3 separate regions of the Homo sapiens genome follow, and all the other regions are linked to region 2. The links are chromatin contacts, found by Hi-C or POLR2A ChIA-PET in ENCODE. All regions are on one chromosome and are shown on one strand. Each heading gives the region's core, a stretch centred on a gene start or an enhancer-like site at or near the end of the contact. The rest is flanking DNA. Distances are from core to core; before and after follow the strand shown. Region 1 overlaps DRC10 (dynein regulatory complex subunit 10). Region 2 holds the start of OAS2 (2'-5'-oligoadenylate synthetase 2). Region 3 holds the start of DDX54 (DEAD-box helicase 54).

What was found. A loop is a pair of places that touch in the nucleus more often than their neighbours do. ChIA-PET counts read pairs that join two places held with the same protein, here RNA polymerase II (POLR2A). Pooled maps may share reads with other maps.
Region 1: a pooled map shows a loop between it and region 2 (13-fold over the local background). The contact joins the enhancer-like site here to the promoter of OAS2 in region 2. A Hi-C loop is called at or near these places in 2 of 37 single-sample maps with no recorded cell type and 9 of 50 pooled maps. POLR2A ChIA-PET finds 5 or more read pairs at or near these places in 6 of 52 experiments (B cell, activated B cell, activated CD4-positive, alpha-beta memory T cell and 3 more).
Region 3: a loop to region 2 is called in a map of CD8-positive, alpha-beta T cell, with 12 times the contacts of the local background. The contact joins the promoter of DDX54 here to the promoter of OAS2 in region 2. A Hi-C loop is called at or near these places in 6 of 168 maps with a recorded cell type or tissue (B cell, CD4-positive, alpha-beta memory T cell, CD8-positive, alpha-beta T cell and 2 more), 2 of 37 single-sample maps with no recorded cell type and 12 of 50 pooled maps. POLR2A ChIA-PET finds 5 or more read pairs at or near these places in 18 of 52 experiments (CD4-positive, alpha-beta T cell, CD4-positive, alpha-beta memory T cell, CD8-positive, alpha-beta T cell and 12 more).

The regions. Positions count from the first base shown.
Region 1 is chr12:113,207,135-113,211,505 of GRCh38, forward strand. It overlaps DRC10 (dynein regulatory complex subunit 10), which reads right to left. Exons shown (of 5, transcript NM_001330452.2): 2 at 304-1,125. The coding sequence starts at 1,032. Among named protein-coding and RNA genes, the nearest start is that of DRC10, 12 kb to the right of the region's middle. RefSeq lists enhancers at 915-1,044, 1,255-1,564, 1,715-1,874. Within about 2 kb of position 1,482, at least 17 of the 41 ENCODE cell types and tissues checked have a DNase peak (open chromatin) inside an H3K27ac peak, as active enhancers do; they include B cell, where a contact is called at or near this core.
Region 2 is chr12:112,976,420-112,980,900 of GRCh38, forward strand. OAS2 (2'-5'-oligoadenylate synthetase 2) reads left to right here and starts at 2,100. Exons shown (of 10, transcript NM_002535.3): 1 at 2,100-2,366. The coding sequence starts at 2,190. RefSeq lists enhancers at 1,645-2,454, 2,675-2,754, 2,925-3,004, 3,115-3,264.
Region 3 is chr12:113,183,920-113,188,189 of GRCh38, forward strand. It overlaps DDX54 (DEAD-box helicase 54), which reads right to left and starts at 1,559. Exons shown (of 20, transcript NM_024072.4): 1 at 1,359-1,559. The coding sequence starts at 1,532. RITA1 (RBPJ interacting and tubulin associated 1) reads left to right here and starts at 1,802. Exons shown (of 4, transcript NM_032848.3): 1 at 1,802-2,102; 2 at 2,266-2,397; 3 at 2,764-3,129. The coding sequence starts at 2,828. RefSeq lists enhancers at 1,376-1,455, 1,493-2,142, 2,143-2,793, 2,794-3,443 and a silencer at 1,946-2,085.

The sequences.
Region 1 (4,371 bases), core at 232-2,731, 230 kb after region 2:
GTCAGGAGTTCTAGACCAGCCTGGCCAACATGGCGAAAACCTGTCTCTACTAAAAATACAAAAATTAGCCGGGCGTGGTGGCATACGCCTGTAATCCCAACTACTTGGGAGGCTGTGGTGGGAGAATCGCTTGAACCTGGGAGGCAGAGGTTGCAGTGAGTCGAGATTACACCACTGCACTCTAGTCTGGACAACAGAGCGAGACTCCATCTTAAAAAAAAAATCAATCATTGAGGAAAAACCCAACCAACAAAAGATTTGTGTGGCTTCTTCAGTAATTTCAGCAATACTATGAAACAATACCTCTGCATTCCTGTTCTTCATTCTCTCCGCCAATTCCTTTTCAAGAGTATCAATGATTTGTTGGTTATTACTATTCTGTCTACTGATATCCTGTAAGAACTGGGCCTTATCCCTCGCTTCCATGGGACTAGTGAGTAGTTTTTCAAACAGGAAACCACGGAGCTCTATCAGGCTGTCAATAAAATTCTGGGCTTCTGCACTTCTACCCTGTGTCTGCATCTGCAGGAGCCTAGCAGCCTGGGGGTTGCTGAGCAAGAGTCTAAGGACGTTCTTGGTGGAGTCTTTGATCTGCTGCATAAGTGGTGAGAGGCTGGATTTCTGCAGCTCTATGGAAAGGAGGCGGTCTCTGAGCCACCCTTCCTCCTCAGCCTCTTTCTGCTCCTGCAATTGCCTTTCTTTCTCTTTCAGGCACCTGACGTTTTCAAGGAGGACCTGGCAGAGATCCTCATGCTCTCTCACTGCCCTCATGACGTCCTCCCCCAGCATCCCCTCCATATCCTCTCTGTTGGATGCCACATACGACAGCAAGGTCACCAGCTCCACCTTGTAGATCGCCTCATCCAGGATGGACATGATCCTTTTGGCCTCAATGGTGGTGAGTTTGGTCCTAGAGAGAACCAAGGGTTTTAGTGGATCAGCTGGCCTTTTAGATGGGTCTGTCTTTGGCCCTATTCTGTTGATGGCAGGGGCCTGATACAAAGGGGCCATGGCGAGAATGTCTAAAGCCATCTTGTGAGCAGCCCTCTGTGCCTCTGTAGGTCCACAGAGATGGAGACTTCGGTAGACTACTTGGGTCTCGTGCTTTTATTGTCTCTGGCCATCCTGCAAAATGAAGAAGTAGGTGTGAGTGCAGCTGTGCTGACATCTGTGTGGTTAGTGTGGCTGCAGAAACCACAACTGTTGACATCAAGAGTTCATCTTAGGTCCTCTGTCGCTTTTACACAGAACCTTTCACTGGAAGCAGTTTTCAGCTTTGTGAGGGTGTTAGGGCCACAAGGGCAGGAAGACCAAGTGTGGAGGCATCTCAGGCACATGTGTCAGGCGGGGACCAGCCAGGCATACAGACAGCATTCTAAGGATTTAAAACCAGAGACTGGTTACATCAGTGATGGGAGAGTTGAGAGGCCAACCAGGGGAAGACAAAGCCATCCCGCAATTGTCAATGGCAGGAAGCCACCACATGAAGAGATGGTGAGCCTGGGGCCCAGGGTCACCCAGGGGAAGTTTGAACCACAGCCATCAGTTCCCAGAGGAGCTAGAGACATTGCCGGAAATGCAGATTAAAGAAGGGTGGCGGTGGGGGAGGAGAAATACCCTGGTTTCTTTCTACTGCCCTTGGCCAAAACCAGCAGGAAACCAACTGACAAGCAGCCTGGGCGACGGAACCACAGGCCTCAGCCTATGTCTGAGCAGGACAGGGACAGGGCAGAATGCAGTGTAAGACTAACAGGACTAGGAATGGCACATTTTCACTGATTTTAAAGTTTTTTGGTTTGTTTGTTTATTTGTTTTGAGACAGAGTCTTGCTCTGTCGCCCAGGCTGCAGTGCAGTGCCATGATCTCGGCTCACTGCAACCTCTGCCTCCTGGGTTCAAGTGATTCTCCTGCCTCAGCCTCCTGAGCAGCTGGGACTACAGGTGCACACCACCACGCCTGGCTAATCTTTGTATTTTTAGTAGAGACAGGGTTTTGCCATGTTTGCCAGGCTGTTCTCAATCCACCTGCCTTTGCCTCCCAAAGTGCTGGGATTACAGGCCTGAGCCACCACGCCTGGCCATTTTTAAGTACTGATTTTAAAAATTGGTGGGTGAAATATAACTTTGAAATACAATTTAAAAAACTGTTTCACTAAATGTAATGTTGTATTCTGGATTGGGTTCTGGAGTGGAAAAAGGACATTAGTGGAACTGGAGAAATCCAAATCCAAATCCAAATCTAGTCTAAAGTTTAGTTAATAGCATTGTACCAACATTAATTTTGTAGGCGCTCTGTTACCCTGGCTGGAGTGCAATAGTGTGACCATGGCTCACTCCAGCCTCGACCTACTGGGCTCAAGTGATCCTCCTGTCTCAGCCTCTCAAGTAGCTAGGACTATAGGTGCTCGATGCCTAGCTAATTTTTTAACTTTTTATAGAGATGAGCTCCACTATGTTGCCCAGACTGATCTTGAACTCCTAGGCTCAAGCAATCCTCCCACCTTAGCCTCCCAGTGCTGGGAATACAGACAGGAGCCACCGTGCCGGGCCTAATTTTGTGGTTTTGACAAACACATCAAGGTTATCTAAGATGTTAACATTAGGGGGAGCAGAATGGAGGGCATACGGGAACTCTCTGTACTATCTTTGCAACTTTTCTATAAATCTACAATTATTACAAAGTAAAAAGTTTAGTTAAAAGACTATTTCAGGCCAGGCATGGTAGCTCACACCTGTAATCACAGCACTGTGGGAGGCCGAGGGAGGTGGATCATCTGAGGTCAGGAGTTCAAGACAAGCCTGGCCAACATGGCGAAACCCCGTCTCTAATAAAAATACGAGAGAATGCCAGGCATGGTGGTACGCACCTGTTACTCAGGTTAACCCCAGTTACTCAGGAGGCTGAGGCATGAGAATCTCTTGAACCTAGGAGGCGGAGGTTGCAGTAAGCCAAGTTTGCATCACTGTACTCCGGCCTGGGCAACAGAATGAGACTCTGTTTCAAAAGATAGATAGACAAATAAATAACTGTTTCAGAAAAATCTATAGGGCAATCAGAGATCAGTAATTTATATTGCTTTCATAGTACAATGGCTAAAAGTACTAGCTTTGCACAGCCCCACTTGGGTTCAAATCCTTGCTGGGGGTCTCTGGGCTGGTCATTTAATCCTCCAGAGCTTGGGCTTCCTCAGCTGTAAAACAAGAGTCCTCAGGATGAATGAGAAGCCTGCACGCTGTAAAAAATGTTCAATAAATAACTAATAGCACTAACCCAGGAAAACGAAAATCCCAAGTCCAGGACTTTAATGATTTCTGATGCAATTGCTGAACGAACACCTACTGCCTTGGCCAAGCACAGGGGCTCACGCCTGTAATCCTAGCACTTTGGGAGGTTGAAGTGGGAGGATCGCTTGAGCCCAGGAGTTCAAGACCAGCCCAGGCAACATAGCAAGTCCCCATCTCTTAAAAAAGAAAAAAAGAAAAAAAAAAAAAAAAGAACACCTACTGCCCAGGATGTCTGCTCACCCCCCAACACCATGTCTCAGATGGACACCCCCCATAACATCCCCATCCCTCACCCTGATTCTTCTTCATCTCTTCCCCCTTATCCTGTTCGTTCTCCAGGTTAAGTATCACCATCTGACATCCCTATATGCACCTGTTTATTTGTTTATTGTCTGTCTTTCCCCCTCTCCTAAGAAGTAAGCACCAATGAAAGCTGTAAGTTACTACTTACAGGTTACCTGTGCCACTTTTATTTTCATATTGTCTGTAGATGTGAGAAATGTTTTGAAGAAAGAATCATTAGGACTTGAGTGAAAGAGTTTTGAGTTTGGGTGACTGGTAGAGAAAGATGGGGCCCTTAAGAAACTATGGCAGAAATTGGGAGAGGAGAGGACATTTGGAGGGGAGGACAATGAGCTCACTTTTAAACTCATTGAGCTCTAGCTGCCATACTGCAGTGGACAATGGTGTCTTGGCCTTCCCATTATCCAGGGAGTGCAGTGGCACGATCATGGCTCACTGCAACCTCGACTTCCTGGGCTCAAACAGTCCTCCTGCCTCATGCTCCCGAGTAGCTGATACTACAGGCACGTGCCACCATTCCCAGCTAATTATTGTATTTTTATTTTTGTAGATATAGGGTCTTGCTATGTTGCCCAGGAGAAGGAAGTGACACTTGAAGCCACAAAAGATAACTTCAACTCACCAAACCAAAGAACACACCAAGAGAATGGCAGGGAATCAAAGAAACACCCAAAGTGACTAAGAACGAAAAAGAAAGGCAGGCCAGATCAGGTGCTAAGGATGTTTAGTTCCTTGGCAAGGCAGAATGTATTCAATATCAGGCCAGGTATCATGGTTCACGCCC
Region 2 (4,481 bases), core at 850-3,349:
TGCATTCAAATGGTTCAGGAATAAAAATACTCATGAAGGGCTGGGCGTGGTGGCTCAGGTCTGTAATCCCAGCACTTTGGGTGGCTGAGGTGGGAAGATCGCTTGAGGCCAGGAGTTCGAGCCCAGCCTGGGCAACATGGTGACATCATGACCCCCATTTCTACCAAAAAATTTTAAAAATTTAGCCAGGCATGGTGGTGCATGCCTATAGTCCCAGCTACTCAGGAGGCTGAAGTAGGAAGATTGCTTGAGCTTGGGAGGGTGAGGCTACAGTGAGCTATAATCACGCCACTGCACTCCAGCCTGGGTGACAGAGTGAGACTCTGTCTCAAAAACAAAACAAAACAAAAACCTCCTAAAATGTATAAATAGCAAGAAAATGAGGGGCAAATGTGGTAAAAAATATAATGGCTAAAAAGTCTAAGGAAGTTCTTTGTGTGCATCTTGTAAATTTTCTCAGCATTTCAAATTACTTCAAAATAAAGTGTTTTTTTAAATAACAAATAAAGCACAGGCTTTGGAGTCAGGCAGTGTGTTAGTGTGAGAACCTAGCCTGACAACTTCCTAGCTGTGTGATCACGGGCAAATGTTTCCACCTTTGTGAGCCTCCATGTTCTCATCTGAAAAAGGAACCTTAGGACTACGCCTGCCCAGCCTGCCTACCTCTCGGTGTTGCAGTAAAAGTTGGATAAGGGCAGGAAAGGCCCTTAATGAGCATGTGCATTAATCGAGGTTTTTCCAGAACTAACAGGGTATTTATATTTATTTTGAGGTATTTATTTTAAGGAATTGGCTCATGTGATTGTGGAGGCTGGCAAATCCAAAATCGGCAGGGTAGACTGGCAGGTGGGAGACCCAGGAAGGAGTTGCTGCTGCAAGTGGAGGCCAAGGCACTGCAGCCGAATTCCCTCTTCCTTGGGGGAGCTCAGTCTTTAGTCTATTAAGGCCTTCAACTGATTGAATCAGGCCCACCACCTTACAGATGATAATCCACTTTACTCAAAAAAAAAGTCTACCAATGTAAATGTTAATCTTATCTTTAAAAAATACCTTCACAAAAAGATCTAGGATAATGTTTGACCAAATATCTGGGTACCTGGGCTCAGCCAACTTGACACATAAAATTAACCATCCCAGTATGGAAGGGCCCTGGTCCCCCACTACATCTTGGAGATTTTTGCCTTCTCTGTGAATTATTATTGCTGGGCCAAGGCAGCTGGCTGGGAGTCCTCTGCGAGTTTTGTTTTCAAAGCTCTGGGCACAGGAGTTGCATGTCTGTCTCCTTTCTGGCTCACACACTTGGGGTGTGTTTTCTTGCCCTTGCGAGGCTGGACAAGTGCCTCATACGGTCCCTCGGCTGTCCACAAGTGTGCTGAGAAACTGGACACACAGAGGTTCCCACCCGCTGACCACACGGGGGCCTGTGTTTACCCAGAAGCAGACCAAAACCTGAGTCCAGCTAGGTCCCTGCTTTGCTGTGTGTCCCTGAGCAAGTCAGTTCCCTCTCTGGGTCTCTTTTTCCTCTCTGCCGCTTTCCCTGAATGTGAGTTCCCTGGCCACTGAGAACAGGGGGAAAGGGACAGAGCCTCAAAAGATGACCTGTGCGCCCCTGCTTCTAAGCACTTTGCAGGTATTATTTAATCATCAAGCTAATCCTACGAGAGAGCTGCCATTTTCCCCCAGCTTACAGATGGGGGAATTGAGGCGCGAAGAGGGCAGGCGATGTGCTCAAGGACAGACATCTAGCAGGTATGAAGCCCTCACAATGGGGTTCTAGAGGCTGTTTAGTTAACCTCAAGTTTTGGGGAGCCCCTGAAGGGCTGGTCACCACGCTGCCGGGGACAGGGAAAGCCTCTGAGCTTGAGTCAGTTTTGGTTTCCCTGCTGGGGTGCAGGAGTCAGTAAACCTTGCTGCAAGGGGCGGGGAAGAGCATTTGAGCTTAAGTTAGTTTTGGTTTCCCTGCCCCGGATGCAGGAGTTGGTAAACTCACTGCAAGGGGCAGGGCAGAGCCTCTGAGCTTAAGTTAGTTTTGTTTCCCTGTCCCGGATACAAGAGTTGGTAAGCTCGCTGCAGTGGGTGGAGAGAGGCCTCTAGACTTCAGTTTCAGTTTCCTGGCTCTGGGCAGCAGCAAGAATTCCTCTGCCTCCCATCCTACCATTCACTGTCTTGCCGGCAGCCAGCTGAGAGCAATGGGAAATGGGGAGTCCCAGCTGTCCTCGGTGCCTGCTCAGAAGCTGGGTTGGTTTATCCAGGAATACCTGAAGCCCTACGAAGAATGTCAGACACTGATCGACGAGATGGTGAACACCATCTGTGACGTCCTGCAGGAACCCGAACAGTTCCCCCTGGTGCAGGGAGTGGCCATAGTGAGTCCAGGGCTGAGGTTGGGTCTCTGGGAGGCAGGAGATTCCACGGCGGCAGCAAGGCCGAGCTACTGGGTGCTGGGTGCCTATTATGTGCGAGGCCCACACTTGGGTGGGATGTGGTGTAGGAGTCTCAGGCTCTGGAGCAGGCGCTTGCTCCAGAGCTGTGTGACACTGGGCAGGCTACTTAACCTCTCTGTGCCTCAGTCTCTGACTCTGTAAAATGGGGAGAGGCATAATACCCACTTCAGAGTATCGTAAGGCTTGAGCACATCATGTTCTTAGCAAAAGACTGGCAGTGCTCAGTGAATTCACTGTGATTACTCACTGCGATTTTCTTCTATCCTCTCCACAGTACAGAGGAGTAAACTTAGGGAGGCTAGAGAACTTTGTTCAAACTACCCAGGTTGCCTTGTGGTTTCTCCGCAGCAAGAAGGAGTGGCTTTTATCAGTTAGAAATATTTGGTTTTGTGGACACAAATCTCAGGACTGAGGCTGAAAATTCTGGACCTCTGGGGAGGAAGGGGGACTGGGGAGATGCCAGGACCCTAGAATTGGGGGCGTGGGGGTCCTGATGGCCCAATACTATCCTCTTAGCCTCCTGAGCTGCTGACGTCCCTTCTCTGCTGCTGCCACACTTTTTGGTCTCTACCCCTTGCACACATCCGCTAGTGCCTCAATAAAGAAATCTAGACACGTGGTGTCCCCAGCCCTGGCCCAGGCCAGCAAGCTAAGGCAAGTTTGGTTAATAGCTATTGTCAGAACTGGGATTTTAAGCCTGGGTAATTGGCTTGAGGGCATGCATGTTTAACCACTACACTATCCTGCCTCTCAATTTTTTTTTCCTCATGGAAGTAAAACAGAAAAAGTGCCCAGATCAAAGTGTCCAGCTTGATAGGTAGCCACAAACAATGTAACTGTGTAACCCCCACCCAGATCCAGAAACAAAACATTCTCAGCCCCCCAGAGCCCTGGGCCCCCGATCCAGTCAGCACCTCCAAACCCAGGTAGGCAATCTCCTGACTTCTAACAGCATAGACACGTTTTGCCTGTTTTTAAACGTTTTACAATTATAGGGTGACCAACTATCCCAGTTCATCCAAGATTGGGGTGTTTCCTGGGATGTGGGACTCTTGGTGTGAAAGCTGGGAATGTAAACCAGGATGCATGGGTGAACCCTACATAAATGGCATCATGGGCTCTGTGTGCTTTAGTGCGTGGTTTCTCTGACCTATGATGTTTATGAAATTTATGTTGTGGGGTACAGTTGTTTATCTTTTCATTGTTGTGTCAATTCCATTATGTGAATATTCCACATTTGTCCATTCTACTGTGTTTTTTTATTTTTACATAATTGTGCATATTTATATGGGGTACATGTGATATTTGGACACATGGATACAATGTGAAATGATCAGGGTAGTTAGGATATCCATCACCTCAAACATTGATCATTTATTTGTGTTGAGAACAGTTCAGATCTTCTCTTCTAACTATTTTGAAATATATAATAAATTATTGTTAACTATAGTCACCCCATTGTGCTATCAAACACTAGAATTTATCCCTTCTATCTAACTGTATGTTTGTATCCATTAACCAACTTCTCTTCATTTCCTCCTCTACTTCCCAGCCTCTGGTAACTATGATCCTACTCTCTACCTCCATGAGATCAACTTTTTTTAACTTCCACATAAACACATGCAATATTGTCTTTCTATGCCTGACTTATTTCATTTAACATAATGACCTCTAGTTCCATGCACATTGCTGCAAATGACAGAATTCCATTCTTTTTGTGTCTGAATAGTATTCTATTGTGTATATATACTACATTGTCTTTATCCATTCAGCTGCTGATGGATACGTTGGTTGATTCCATATCTTGGCTTTTGTGAATAGTGCTGCAATAAACATGAGGGTGCAGTTATCCCTTTTTTGGATAAATACCTAGTAGTGGGATTGCTGGATTGAATGGCAGTGCCATTTTTATTTTTTTTAGAAACCTCCATACTGTTTTCCGTAATGACTGTGCTAATTTACATTCCCACCAACAGTGTGTAAGATTCCCTTTACTCCAAATCCTTGCTAGCGTTTATTTTTTGTCTTTTTGATAAT
Region 3 (4,270 bases), core at 309-2,808, 210 kb after region 2:
GGACCACAGGTGGGCGCCACCAAGCCAGGCTAATTTTTATTTTTTGAGACAGAGTCTTGCTCTGTCACCCAGGCTGGAGTGCAGTGGTGCAATATCGGCTCACTGCAACCTCTGACTCCCAGTTTCAAGCGATTCTCCTGCCTCAGCCTCCCGAGTAGCTGGGATTACAGGCACATGCCACCACACCTGGCTATTTTTGTATTTTTAGTAGAGACAGGGTTTCACCATGTTGGCCAGGCTGGTCTTGAACTCCCGACCTCAGGTGATCCGCCTGCCTCAGCCTCCTAAAGTGCTGGGATTACAGGCGTGAGCCACCGCGGCCATCCTAATTTTTTAATTTTTTGTAGAGACGGGGTCTGCCTATGTTGCCCAGGCTGATCTTGAACTCCTGACCTCAAGCAATCCTCCCACCTCAGCCTCCCTAAGTGCTGGGTTTACAGGCGTGTAGCCACTACACCAGGCCTTTGACTATTTCTTAACCCTCTAGGCCTCAGTTTCCTCCTGTAGAAAAATGAAGATGACAGTTGCTGGTGGTGTTAGCACAACGTTGGTGTGAGGATTAAATAATAAGGCTCGTACAGCTCTTAGCATGGAGCCTGGCACATAGTAAACGGTCAACAAACACAAACTGGCCGGGCTCACGCCTGTTAATCCCAACACTTTGGGAAGCAGAAGTGGGAGGACTGCTTGAGGCCAGAAGTTCGAGACCATCCTGGGCAACATAGGGAGACCCCCGTCTCTACAAAAAATTTAAAAATTATCCGGGCGTGGTGGCGCATGTCTGTGGTCTCAGCTACCGGAGAGGCTGACGTGGGAGGATCGCTTGAGCCCAGGAGGCGGAGGCTGTAGCAAGGCGTGGCTACACAACTGCACTCCGGCATGAGCAACAGAGCAAGACTCTGTCTCAAAAAAAATTGTTTTAATTCGTTTCCCAGAGGTTTGGAGGCGTCACACTGTCTCAAGCCACGCAGTCTGGCCTCCCCTTAATTCAACCTCCCAAGAACGCTCCAAACTCTCAAAGTCAGATCTTCTGCACCCGCACTTTTCATTGGGCGAAAGGGAGCCAGGATCCGCCCCACGAGCAGGAGGCAGCCAATGAGAGACGCGCGACCAAAACCCGGCAGGAAGGCCCGCAGGCTCCAGCCCCGGGATCCCAAGGCTCTGGCCGCGGAACCCTGAGCCTGACAAGCCCCGAGACACGTGCTCAGGCCGGCGGTCCCAAGACCGGTCCTCGGGTCGGCAGCCTCCCTCCCCACACTCTGCGGAGCCCAATCCCCAGCTGGGGAAACTGAGGCCTCGAGGCGCTGCCCGGAGCCGGGTCTCGGGCCCGAACATGCGTCCCAGCCCCACGCGCCTACCTTCCGGGCCCGGGCGTCATCTTCCGCCTGGATCTCAAACTCGCCGTCCTCCGAGTCGCTGCCGCGGGCCTGGGAGGCCGCGCCTCGGCGCTTCCGGAGCCCTTTCTTCTTCCTCCACTGGGCCATGGCAGCTCGCGACCGAGGTCCAGCCGCCGGGCCCTTGTCGGCCGCCATTCGGGCCGCGCGCTGGGAACGCAGAAGGGGGCGTGGCCTGAGGAGCGCACCAACTGCGTGGGGGGGGGGGAGGTGCGGTGACCACGTGACCTCCGCTGAGCTTTCGCCAGTGCCTGCGGCCCTCGGCGGCCTAGTACACACGCACCTGAGTGAGTGGCACCAGAGGACCCTCTCCATGTTTAGGGACCTCCTGGGCCTCAGGAGCGTGGCGCCCGCCCCTGGGCGGACTCCCCCCATCCGCGGGCGCGAATGGTCCGGGCCGCGTCCGCAGTGCTGCTGGCTGCTCCCTGGTTGCTGGGTGCAAAGTGCTGGGTTCTGGGTTTCTGGATTCGCGGGCCGTTCACACGTAGCCTGTGCCGGCTCCTCGGGTGAGTCCGTCCGCGCGCGGTGCCCCGGGACGGCCTAGGCTGCCGGGGGTCCGGGGCCCCAGGCATTCCGGGCTGCAGATTGACGGGGATCCCGGATGCACCGCGCGCCCCCGCGCCCTCACCGACGGGTCCAGACCTGGTGGGAAGAAGGTGCGGGGACGGGTCCCTGAGGATCCCGATGCCTACGAGCCAAGATGCTCAGGTAGGAGAACAACCCAAAAATGCAGGGACCTCGGGCACTTTTTAATCGGGTCATTGATTTGGGAGTCGCAGAATGTGGGGCGGTGGGGGCGGCGGTGATCTCCCGATAGCAGTGTAGCCAAGTACACAAGCTCTGGACTCAGATTTCACTTCCACCGTTTTAGCTTTATAGGTGTGACCTACACATGTGACTTCACCTCAGTTTTGTGATCCGTAAAATGGACAAATTCGAAGCTACTTCACAGTGCTGTTGAGAGGATTAAATGAAACAATGCTTGTAAAGCTCTTTGCAGGAGGTAGGCATGGGATCCACGCTGGCTGTCATTGCCCCCACCCCCATCAGTACACATAGGAAAGTGCCTGTCTCCCCTACCACCATAGTGTGTTTTCTGGTTGGTGCCTAAATAGACACAGGTGTCATCTCTCCTTCACCGCCAGAGTCATTCTGTAAATAATTGCCAGTAGCCCCCCTTTCACCACCATTATGACAACTAAAAAAAAGCCAAAGAAATTTCCAAAATGCCCCCTGAAGTTGACAGCTCCCCTTTGAGAGACTGGTTGAGAGAGAACTAAACCCTTGGGATGAGAACTTCAGACACTACCGGTCTTCCTCCATTAGCACTTCTGTGGCTCAGGGGTGCTACTCTGACCTCCTCTCACAGGGAGCCTCGGAAGCAGGGCCTGGCCGGCAGAGCACACCTGCTGTCACCAGGGACCACAGGCAGCATGAAGACCCCCGTGGAGCTGGCCGTCAGTGGGATGCAGACCCTCGGCCTTCAGCACCGCTGCCGAGGTGGCTACCGGGTCAAGGCCAGGACGTCATATGTGGATGAGACTCTGTTTGGCAGCCCAGCAGGCACCCGGCCTACCCCACCGGACTTCGATCCGCCCTGGGTGGAGAAGGCTAACAGAACCAGAGGCGTGGGCAAGGAGGCATCGAAGGCCTTGGGGGCAAAGGGGAGCTGTGAGACCACCCCCTCAAGGGGCAGCACCCCCACCCTCACACCAAGGAAGAAGAACAAATACAGGTAATGGGGTAGGGAGATGCAAATCCTGTACTCAGTGCAGCCACCTGGATTCCAGTTACAGCTCTGGTGTTCACCTGCTCTGTGACCTTGGGCAAGCATCTTGACCTCTCTGAGCCAGTTTACTCATGTGGAAAATAGGACCAATTATTCCTACCTAGGGGGATTGTTGATGGATTAAATGAGAGAGGGGTCTGCAGTGCTTCGCACAGTAACCTAATACTTAGAAAGCTGTCAATAAATGGTAGTGTTGATGGTTGTGATGGTGAACTCCCTATCCCCAAATGTCACAAACTGGGCATCTGAGGCCCAGAGGAGTCAGCTGAGGCATAAGATCACAGAGAAATTTGCATAAGCTTATTAATATTAATGTGTTCGATCCTTGAAATGACATAGATGTGGTGTTTCTGAAGTCATTTTGAAAATGGGTTTTGGCCACATGGGGTAGCTCATGCCTGTAATCCCAGAACGTTTGGAGGTTGAGGTGGGATCACTTGAGCTCAGGAGTTTGAGACCAGCCTGGGCAGCGTGGTGAAACTGTGTCTCTATAAAAAATGCAAAAATTAGCCAAGTGTGGTGGTGTGCGCCTGTACTCCCAGCTCCCGGGAGGCTGAGGTGGGAGGATCACTTGAGCCTAGGAGGCAGAGATTGCAATGAGCTGAGATCACGCCTCTGCACTCCAGCCTGAGTGACAGAGTGAGACCCTGTCTCCAAAAAAAAAAAAAAAAAAAAATTGAAAATGGTTCTTGCTGCATTTTTATGAACAAGTTAGAAAAATAGGAACTAATGCAAATTGTTATTGTTGTTAATTAATTAGATTAGAATTAGATTATTTGGACTGTTTCAGATTAATATCAGCCTGGAGGGAGGTGTCTAGTGGTGAGCCACAGGGCTCTGTCCTGTTTATTGTTATCAGTGGTTTGGACAAAGACACAGAAGATTAGCACAGTAGTTGGCTAGGGCCACCATGACAAAATACCACAGACTGGGTGGCTTAAACAACACAATTTTTTTTTTTTTTGAGATGGAGTCTCGCTCTGTTGCCCAGGCTGGAGTGCAGTGGCACGATCTTGGCTCACCACAACCTCCACCTCCCGGGTTCAAGCGACTCTCCTGCCTCAGTCTCCTGAGTAGCTGGGACTAC